Regions from separate parts of the Homo sapiens genome. Here region 1 is linked to region 2. The links are chromatin contacts, found by POLR2A ChIA-PET in ENCODE. All regions are on one chromosome and are shown on one strand. The core of a region is the stretch at or near the end of the contact, and the rest is flanking DNA. Distances in the headings are between cores, read along the strand shown. Region 1 overlaps ADCY3 (adenylate cyclase 3). Region 2 overlaps NCOA1 (nuclear receptor coactivator 1).

Region 1 (5,371 bases), core at 2,112-4,611, 110 kb after region 2:
ACCACCAAAGTCACCTCTTCTTGCCCCGTGGTCCCCTTTAGACTGCACAGCACGATCAGGCTCTGTGGTGACAGAGGTCCACAGCCCCTGGGGTCTCTATTTATAGATCTTTTTACAAGTTTCTTAATCCTAAAGTTTTCCTGGAAATAACTTATTTCAAAAGAATTGTTCTGCTTTTTTAAAATATACAACATTTTTAGAATAATAAAATGCATCTCCCAAATGGATAAACACTTGGACTAAAGTGTCATCTAACCCATGACAGCCTGATAAAGTGTTTCTAATATCCCGGCTCAGAACGCAACCATGAGAACATTCCTTTACAAAATCCTCCCTCCTGGAAGTTTACGCATCGCAAGATCCTTCACGTTTGCTAACAACCCGTAGGGAAATGGGGCTGCTCTAAGTGGGACTGTCGAGTGGAAGTCACCCCACTGGAGGCGGTTTGGTGGCTCTCTTGCCCAAACCAATCTCTTCCTATAAGCTCATTCCAGCCTGAAGGTTCCAGAACACTCTGGAACTGTGGAGAAGAAGCTGAGCAAGAGAAAGCTGCTCAGGGTGCAGTGTCCGTGTCGCCCACAGAGACCTATGACGTTCTGCGGCTGGAGGCCAGCCGCACGGGAAACTCGTCATTAAAACTTACTCAGATGCTTTAGGAAAAAGTCTCCTAGCAGCCATGGGGCAGGAAGGAGGAGGGGAGGTGGCCCCTCCAAAGGCAACCAGCCTTCTCCCACCCAAGGAGGCCCAGCCAGAGCCTGTGAGGCCGCCACTCAGCACAGATGGGTCCCACTTCTGGGGCCACTCTCGCTGCAGACGCCTGTAGAGGCTGCTGCAGTGGCTCCTTAAGTCCCTATGAAATGTCCCTACCCCTCAGAGGCCTTCCCTGCCCACCCCTACTCATTCTCCAGTCCTGCTTTGAGGCCCAGCACAGAATGTTCTGCACTTGCCCTTCTCTGTCCTCACTCCTTCGCCTCGTCGCCTGGAAAGCAAACTCCATGCAGCCGGGACACGGGTTGTTTCCCTGCTGGCTCCCCAGCACCCGGGACTGGCACATAGAAAGCCATAGGCAACAACTGGCAGATGGAGGGGCGGGAAGAGGTCAGGCCTCGCAGTCACATAGACCTGCACACGGCTGCCCGCAGGCTGTGTGCCCTGGAGCAAGTCGCCTGCCTCTCTGACATGGCTCCTCACCCTTGCAGTAACCCCACAGGCTGTTCCAGTAAGACTGAAAGACTGGGCCGGGCGCGGTGGCTCATGCCTGTAATCCCAGCACTTTGGGAGGCCGATGTGGGCAGATCACAAGGTCAGGAAATCGAGACCATCCTGGCTAACATGGTGAAATCCCGTCTCTACTAAAAAAAAATGCAAAAAGTTAGCCAGGCGTGGTGGGCAGGAGGCTGAGGCAGGAGAACGGCATGAACCCGGGAGGCGGAGCTTGCAGTGAGCCGAGATTGCGCCACTGCACTGCAGCCTGGGCGACAGAGCGAGACTCTGTCTCAAAAAAAAAAAAAAAAAAAAAAAAGACTGAAAGACTGCACATACCTCACACAGGGCTTGGCACAAAATACCCCTTTCATGACTTTTTCTTTGCTTCCATTGAAGGCAAATTAGTAACTAATAATAACACTTTGAGGACGTTTTACAAGAATCTTCATGTTCATCATTCTATTTGTTTCTCACAACAAGAGGAGGCAGGGCAGAGTTTTCTTATTCTCATTTTGCAAGAGACTTAAAGTCAGAGAAATAAGCTTCCGAGCCCCTAGTCTCCCAGCAGCGCTGAGACCGGAACCCAGACCCCCTTACCCCGGGGCCAGGGCTCCCCTCCCTCAATACGATCACCTTAGCTGAACTGTGATGGGTGTCTGCCAAGGCGGGGCTACAGCCGCGGCACAGGGGGCTCCCCAAGAGCTAAGGATCCAGTTAGGACCTGGAACATCTGGGCAGGTGGGAAGGAGGAGTCATAAGGTCTGCAGACAGTGAGTGACTCTCCCATGCTGCCTTGGGCAAATTCTAAGCATCGCTGCACCAAGAGAGACTCTGAGATCTCCAATAAATGCAACCTTAATCAATACAACACGAGGCTCAAGCCTGGGGTGCTGCTGCCATGCCCTTCCGAGCTGGGTATCTGCCAAGTTTCCACCATGTGCCTCAAAACAAAGGGGCCTCCAGAAGCTTTCTGCTTATAACTTGTGCATGCCTTTGGTAAGAGATGTTCAAAGTCTACCCTCTTCCAAAACAAAGAGGACTTCCAGAATAGGCATCCAGCCCATCTGACATGTTAGGCCAGGTCCCTCATGATCTGCCAGGCAGCTAGAGCAGCTTCTCAGGTTGCGCACTGCCAGGGGTGCCACTACACAGATCTGTCGTGATGGCTTCCCCAGACACGGAACATGGCGGCCTTGGCCCCAGGCTCTACTGTCTTGACTCTGGTTGCTCCTCAACAGGCTCCCCTCCCTCCAATCACAATGGGCCTCTCTCCAGTCCTCCCTATAAGATGTGCTATTTCAGGGATCCAAGGCTCCAACCAAAACAGCCTGCCTCTGCTGCCTGTGGAGGTCCACATGTTATGACGAGTCTGTGACCTTACCCTTGTCAAGCTCTTAGCAGAAATAATATTTCAAATGTAAGCATATCAGAGCTCAAAAGAGAATAAAAGTGGTAGAAAGTGACTAGGTAGCTGCTTTAGATGAGGTCTGAGGAAGACAGCTGGCCCTAGTTCTTCACTCCCCCGCAAAAGCATCACACAGCCACATCCTTGCAGAGTATAAAGTCTCCTTCCAGCTGGGCATGGTGGCTCACGCCTGTAATCTCAGCACTTTGGGAGGCCAAGGCGGGTGGATCACCTGAGGTCAGGAGTTCGAGACCAGCCTGGCCAATGTGGCGAAACTCATCTCTACTAAAAGTACAAAAATTAGCTGGGTGTTGTGGCAGGCACCTGTAATCCCAGCTATTCGGGAGGCTGAGGCAGGAGAATCGCTTGAACCCGGGAGGCGGAGGTTGCAGTGAGCCAAGATAGCACCACTGCACTCCAGCCTGGGCAATAGAGTGAGACTCCACCTCAAAAAAAAAAAAAAAGTCTCCTTCCTTCCTGCTGGCTTTGACCACGTGATTTGCTTTGGCCAAAAAGACTTCAGCATCTATAAAAGCAGCACATTCTGAAATGCCCATGAGGGCTGGCTTTTTGTTTTGTGCTTCTCCCGTCACCAGAACACCACACACTAAGAACCTCACTGGTACAACAGAACAATAAACTGATACAGCAGAACTGATCCCAAGCTGCAGCTTAGAGCCAAAGCCATCCCAGCCCAGATCAGCCCCACCCCAGCCAACCCACAGATGTGCAAGTGAGGAATGCCTGGCATGAGCCACCGAGTTCTGGGCTGTTATGCAGCATTAGGTGAAAACAGCTGGCACCGACGTTAGGACAGGTCTCTCGGAAGCAGTGTCATTTCAACTGAGAAGTGAATGCCAAGCAAGATCCAGCCACGGGAGAGGCCAGAAGGATGGGCATTCTGGGTGGAGAAGACACTAGCAGTGCAAAGGAGACCCCCCTACAGCATGAGGCACAGCCTTCCCTCAGTGCAGCTCCTGATGCGTCTGTGTGTATCTCCCAAGAGGATGCAGTAAGTACCTGAGATCATGGGTGTCACTTACATTTGTAGCCCCAGGGCCTTGCACAGCTATTGGAACATAGCAAACGTGAGCTGTGTGAACAGCTACAGTGGTAAAAAGAAGCTGAAAGAACAGTTCATTCTCCACTGAAGTGTTCCCCCTTGATAAGAGAGCCAAAATGAAGATAAACAGAGAAGTGGTTCTCAACCACAGGTGATCAGCCCACCACCGAGGCCATTCCACAGTGTGTCTGGAGACGTTTTGACAGTCACGACTAGGAGAGCGGGTGCTACTGGCCTCTAGTGGGCGGAGGCCAGGGATGCTGCTGAACATCCTACACTGCACAGGGCAGCCCCCACCACAAAGAACCATCCAGCCCCAAATGTCAACGGAGCCAACGTCAAGAAACCCTGGCCTGGAACAACGCCTTCTTCCTTTTTGATTCCTGAGTGTTCACAATGAACTTTTTCTTGACCTTTTCTACCAGAGAATAATGAACTCTGAAGCAATGGTGTGAACAAGTAGATTTATTTTTATGTCAATTGTAGAGTTTGTGGGCTAAGAGGAGAATGCTCCTGATACTTACTGAACATAAAGACACAACAGCCTGATCAATGCACCCACCCAGAAGGCCCACGTTTCAGGGGTGTAGATGGTCAAAACCAGAGAAGGCCATCTGGTCAACCTCCCCATTTCCATGCAAGAATGGACAGCTCAAATGTAGCATCTTATCCTAACCCAGGGATTACTCACTTGGACTAGGCTTTGGAGGAGTTGGTGAGCCCTTAAAGTAGGGCAGAAATCACACTTGGCCCGTCTCTGGGAAGCAAGTCCATTGCTCTTGTCAGATTCTCCTAAGGATCTGTTACTCCAGATGACTGAGAACCACAAAACTCCTCAAAAGCTCCCACTGCTCTTGCTGCTTCACTAGACACACAAACATCTGCTCACAGCATTTCCTGTCTTCTCTTATTGATGTGACCTCATTATTTAGTCACCTTGGTCTCTTTCTCTAGGCCAAATAATTCCAATTCTATTTAAAGAAGTCCGTTTTAAAGCCGAATCATGTTTGGTCTCATGTCTTTTTACAAAGTGGTCAGTTCAACTCTATTGAATACTCTGGTGAGTGGCGGACCCCATACTGGGCCCTGGAGATTATAAAATTACCTCAAGGAGCTGACTCTACTGGCAGTAAAGAAGCTAGCAGTGGCCGGGCACCGTGGCTCATGCCTGTAATTCCAGCACTTTGGGAGGCCGAGGCGGGTGGATCGCCTGAGGTCAGGAGTTCGAGACCAGCCTGGGCAACTTGGTGAAACCCCGTCTCTACTAAAAATACAAAAATTAGCTGGGTATATGGTGGCACATGCCTGTAGTCCCAAGTTATTTGGGAGGCTGAGGCACAAGAACTGCTTGAGCCCGGGAGGCAGAGGTTGCAGTGAGCCGAGATCACACCACTGCACTCCAGCCTGGATGATGGAGTGAGACCCTGTCTCAAAAAAAGGGCCAGGCGCGGTGGCTCAAGCCTGTAATCCCAACACTTTGGGAGGCAGAGGCGGGCAGATCACGAGGTCAGGAGTTCAAGACTAGCCTGGCCAATATAGTGAAACCCCGTCTCTACTAAAAATATAAAAATTAGCTGGGCATGGTGGCGGGCACCTGTAGTCCCAGCTACTTGGGAAGCTGAGGCAGAAGAATCGCTTGAACCCGGGAGTCGGAGGTTGCAGTGAGCTGAGATCTCACCACTGCCCTCCAGCCTGGG
Region 2 (5,320 bases), core at 40-2,539:
TATTATTACTCATAGTAGTGAAGGGAAAATTCACACTGTTCTCAAGGCTAATAGACGTACTGTTAATTTTAGCTCATGTGTTTAAATGGATTGTCTATCAGGGGAAAAAAGTCAAATATGAAATTGTTCTAATGATAATTTGCTGTAATTCTAAAGCCAATATGTGAAAGAGCTGTGTAATAATATATTTAAATACTAAAAAATCTTTTGGACATTAACCTTAGATGCTGATGTCCTCTTATTGAGTTGTGGTTTTGTTTTGCTAATACTGGTTGAAAGCCCTTTAATTTTTCAGTGACATCATAAAGATTTTTTATCCTACTGAAATCATCCATAGAATGGTTTTAAACCAGTTTTCTAAATATCATGTATTTTTTAAAACCTACCACTGGATACCCAGACTCTGAAACTGGGCTTCTCCCAATCTTGGCAACATTAGCAATGATACTCACTTTCAGTATTGATGGCAACCCTATAGGAGGCGTGACCATTCCAATTTTGATTTTATTTTTAAAGTGTGAACTTTCCAGAACCCTGAGCAAAATGAGTGCAGCGATTTTCTTTTTGTAGGACAAGAAGACAGAAGAGTTCTTCTCTGTGGTGACTACAGACTAGAGGAATGCTCTAGTGAGTTTCCACTTCAAGTAGTACCCACTCATAAGCCGGGGGGGCAGACCCTTCTGTCTAAACACATCTTTTATTTGTGTTCCAGCAGGTGCAACAGGTTCAGGTGTTTGCTGACGTCCAGTGTACAGTGAATCTGGTAGGCGGGGACCCTTACCTGAACCAGCCTGGTCCACTGGGAACTCAAAAGCCCACGTCAGGACCACAGACCCCCCAGGCCCAGCAGAAGAGCCTCCTTCAGCAGCTACTGACTGAATAACCACTTTTAAAGGAATGTGAAATTTAAATAATAGACATACAGAGATATACAAATATATTATATATTTTTCTGAGATTTTTGATATCTCAATCTGCAGCCATTCTTCAGGTCGTAGCATTTGGAGCAAAAAAAAAAAAAAAAAAAAAAAAAGGAGTTTGCTTTTGTCGGGAGATTGAAAGATGTTTTTGTTTCTTTCTTTGTAAAGGCCTTGGATATTGAAAAAATACCAAGGCAGAACAGTTGGACAATCTATTTCTTGAGCCAAATTTAATTATTCTTATTTTTGTAATCAGTCATTGGCTTCTTATCTGGATGAAGGCTTTTGGAGGAGAACCAAAACGACAAGTTCCAAGAAGAAGATGAAGCTCCGCCTCCGCCGCTTAGTCCCAACCCTGCCCAGGAAGAAGGGCCCGTGGGGCTTTGCCTGTGCCCGTCCACCAAAGGCTGTCATGTGTCTCGAAATCAGCAGCCCTCCCCATCCCAATCCCAGGCAGCTTGTGTGTACAATCAGCTTCTCTAGCAACTCTGTATCTGTTGGCTTCAAGAGAATATTTTGCCTCCACATATGTACCCCTTCTCCTTTTTTTAAAGATGGATTTAAACCAAGATGCCTCCAGGAAAGAGGACGAAATGAGTATATTCACAGAGGAATCCAAAAAATACAGTTTGGGGGAAAATGCAATAATTTTTGATGAGATGGGTGAAGGACAAGAAGTGAGTTGTGTCAATTATTGTAGATACAATTTTCTGATTAAATCTGGAAAAATAAAAGGCAGCCTGTTTTTTCTGCTTTTATTGTATTAACAGCTGAGGTAGCTAAAGTTATTTAAAATAAAATTAAATTTATGATCCAAGTAGCTTATTTTTCCCTTTAAATCTCATTGTAAATATATTTGATTTCTTGTAGAAATTGATTTCCTTCTGTTTAATTTTATGCTTTTATTATACTCTTGATTTTTCTAAATTTGTGTGTGAAATATAACATTGATTGAATTGCAGTTACATTTGGTTAGTAATATTTCATTATTTTAATAACTGTGATGTCATGTATGGATTTACTTTGGGGTTCAAATCAAAATGTCACTGCCAGAAAGAGCTGTTCCAGCTGATCTAGAGCATACTGCCCTAGAGTGTCCCTGGGATCATCTGAACAGAAGTGCACAGGCTACTTGTACAGAGAAAAAATTAATACTCAAAGGAAATCTTCATTTTTTAGATTGACTTTGGGAATTTGAATTTTCATCAGTGCAAATATAAATTTCTCTATCCTGCTCTGAGGCTAATTGGTACCATATTTTCCCTTTGTGTCTTGTGACTCTGCCACATCCCATCTCATCCTGGCCTCTGAGTCAAGAACCCAGTGAACTGACTTTCTAGTTCTAGAAGTTCCGCTGCAAGGCCAGGAAAGCTTGAGAAAGGTATTGTGGAAGAAGCAAAGGTAGACCCCCATCACTCACCTTTGTCTGCATCCCTGGGCCTGTGAATGATGACAGCACCTGACATTCTGCACCAGCTACCTCTGCCTCCATGGCAGAGAAAAGGCCATAAGAACAGTGGAAGAGGAGCATGGACTCAGACTTCAAGGAAGAAGCCATTTCCCCAGGTCCTTCCTTCTGCATCTCACCACCCCTAGTTACAAATAACTCCATTGAACAGCATCTATTCAGAAACTATGCCGAATAAAAAGATTGGTGGAAGGGCTCATGTGGTTAGCAACTATGAAACAGAAATAGGACACTCAGTTACAAACATTATCTCCTTTAGTTTTTCAGAAAATGCATCCCTGATTTCATTCATTTCCAGCTTGAAAGCCAGCCATATTACTCTAGTCCCTACCAAACTGCTCTAGAAGGTCATTTCCATTTTGTTTGTGATATTTAGACGCGCAGACTTCAGGAAGTTCACCTTTAACTTCAGCATTCCAGATGAAGTTTCCTGACTCAGTGCTTTTGCATAAGGAACTAGAAAAAAAAAGTAAGGAAAATTGGAGATGCTAACATCCTCCCCCATCCCAACTGCACCTTAAAATATGCATGTCACCTTCAAGGTTTTATAATTGCACTGTTTGTTTTATGTATGTACAGATTAAAATTATTGCTACATTTGAGGAAAATAAAATTGCTTGCTTCTATGTAATTCCTGTCATTCCACAGGAAATTCACTTTTCCAGCTACTGAATAGAATTTGTTTAACAACCTCATGGGTTGCCTCTTCATTTACAGGGAAGAAATGAAATGTACATCTGCAGAAATTGCCAAAGCCCAAATTAACGAGTATTATAAAAGGATAATAAAGCATCCCTGAAGCCAAAGATCCTCAAAGTCATCCTGATTTGAGCCAGACCATTGAAATTTGAGAAGGTCAAACTGAAGTCATGATAGCAGGCCTTGAGGGGTTCTAACTGTGACATTATCTGATGATTAAAGACTTCTAGGCCTGCTGTTTCTTGACTCAGAAGATCTGGTCCAGGCAGTACTTCATGGCCATAGATGCCATGTCTCTCTCTATTTTTTTTAAAATATATCAACATTTATCAATAATAGGTATTGAGTCTTACTTGAGAAGCCTCCTTCAATGTGACAATGCATTTTATAGGAATTAGGCCCTGTTGTTTGTTTTTAAATCCTAAATCCACCAACTTGGCTAAGTAGGGCTAGGGTGTAAGAGTTACAGAGGAAACAAACATGAAATGCGGCTCAACAGTTAAAGACAGATTTATTTTAGAGAAAATAAACCTGAGAGGGGCTTCTGGCTGATTTCCATCAGGAGTGCTTTCTCTTACAGAGTAAGAGTATACGTTGGTTTTAGGGTGAGGGGGCTTATCACAAGCTTGGAATGTTTTTGTGTGAGGGAGAAGTTTTATGGCAGGGTCGGAATGTCTGGGCAAAGGGGAGGTTATCTTGGGGCTGATGTCTTTCTGGCCAGAGGGGGGTTATCTCGGGGTTAGCATGTCTTTGGCTGGGGAGGAGTTTGGAGTGTTGCTGGTTGGAGATGTTATTTGTGGTTTATGGTTGTGCTGACCTTAGTCATTAGGCTGATGCCCTTTGGATTTAGGCGGTTTTTGATTAAGGTGAATTTTAGAATGAGGGGCTTGTCCAAGATGGCGATGCTCCTGCTCTGTCATAAGGTAAATGTGATTCCAGAGGGCTCAAGGAGGGTGTACTTCCCACACACATTCCTAGACCTAAATGTACACAGATTTGGTAACTGTTTTCTGAAGTCATATTTATGGGGGGACAAAACCTTTTTTTTCCATAGTTGGGATAAGATAAAAATGAAACTTCCCTTAGATGAGGCTGAACATTGATTTAAAGTTACCCTGAGGTGTAGGGGTGAGGAAAACAAAAACAATTGAGGACAAAGTGTGATTGTTATAAGGAAGTTTCACCTTTGTGGTTTCACCTAAGGTAGGTTCCATTCCTAAAGAAGACCTCAGAAATGGTCTCCTAGGCCCTGACAAAGAAAAAGCAAGGACAGTTGTCTGCTTACAAAGGCAGTTGTACTGATTTCCTGGTTGACAGTAACTGCTCTTCCCAGAAGGGCACCTCCACTTGAATAAAGTGAGTAATTCAGAGCAAGCTTGAGCCTTGACCATTCCTGTGCCCCTGAAGATCTTGATGATTTAATTAAGCCCATAAATTATTTTTATTGGAGAAAACTGCCAAAGGAAGCGTGCCTCTGTCCAGAACCCTTTCTGCCAGCACTAAATTAGTTTTCTTTCTATATTTTCATTGCCCCCAGAATTCTTAACAAGATTGAAGGAACACAAAGTTCTGGCCTTACTCACTCATTCAACACATTGTATTGTCTTTATCTGAGGAACTGGGGATATGAAAGGATCCCGACAGGCATGCGCCCTGCCCTAGTGGAGCTTATATTCACATCAGGGGGCTTAGATCAAGATAACCACAACTGGATTAATTCCAACTGTGGAATTCACACAGGAGAATTCCAAGTAGGAATTTGTAAGCAGGGCCTCATCTGGAGGCGAAGGCAGTTTCCCTTGAGGAAGCAATGGCATTCAAAGTGAGGTTTGCAGGTGATGAGGAGGTAGCTCAGTGGAGAGCCAGTGAACAGAGTTGTGAGAGGCAGCACATGGGAAGGCCTGGAGACAGGGAGGAGCCCCAGAGAGCTGCTTGTTTTAAGTTGTTAACTAGCACTCTCCTGAGCTGGCATCTACATTAGAGTTACGTCAGCCCATGGCTCCAGGAGGAACAGCACTAGGCATTGGGATCCTCACTTGAAAATTGTTTCAGCTCATACCTAAAGTCTCTTCCACAACTAGCCCTGTCCTGCCAGAAATACAGGCTTCTGTATCTTCTACACAGTAGTCTGTAGCTGGTGACAGTATTAAAAGTACTCGGAGACAATAAGTTTGTAACAATTTCTAAAATACTTTTCTGGACATTATCTCATTTAATCCTCTGCTGTCCTTGT

What was found. ChIA-PET counts read pairs that join two places held with the same protein, here RNA polymerase II (POLR2A).
Region 1: POLR2A ChIA-PET joins it to region 2 with 18 read pairs in activated naive CD4-positive, alpha-beta T cell. The contact joins two enhancer-like sites. POLR2A ChIA-PET finds 5 or more read pairs at or near these places in 5 of 52 experiments (BJ, GM10248, OCI-LY7 and 2 more).

Annotation. Positions count from the first base shown.
Region 1 is chr2:24,877,955-24,883,325 of GRCh38, forward strand. The region is part of intron 2 of ADCY3 (adenylate cyclase 3); the gene reads right to left. Among named protein-coding and RNA genes, the nearest start is that of ADCY3, 40 kb to the right of the region's middle. Within about 2 kb of position 3,362, at least 2 of the 41 ENCODE cell types and tissues checked have a DNase peak (open chromatin) inside an H3K27ac peak, as active enhancers do.
Region 2 is chr2:24,767,509-24,772,828 of GRCh38, forward strand. NCOA1 (nuclear receptor coactivator 1) reads left to right here. Exons shown (of 23, transcript NM_003743.5): 23 at 713-3,194. The coding sequence ends at 883. Among named protein-coding and RNA genes, the nearest start is that of PTRHD1, 23 kb to the right of the region's middle. Within about 2 kb of position 1,290, at least 3 of the 41 ENCODE cell types and tissues checked have a DNase peak (open chromatin) inside an H3K27ac peak, as active enhancers do.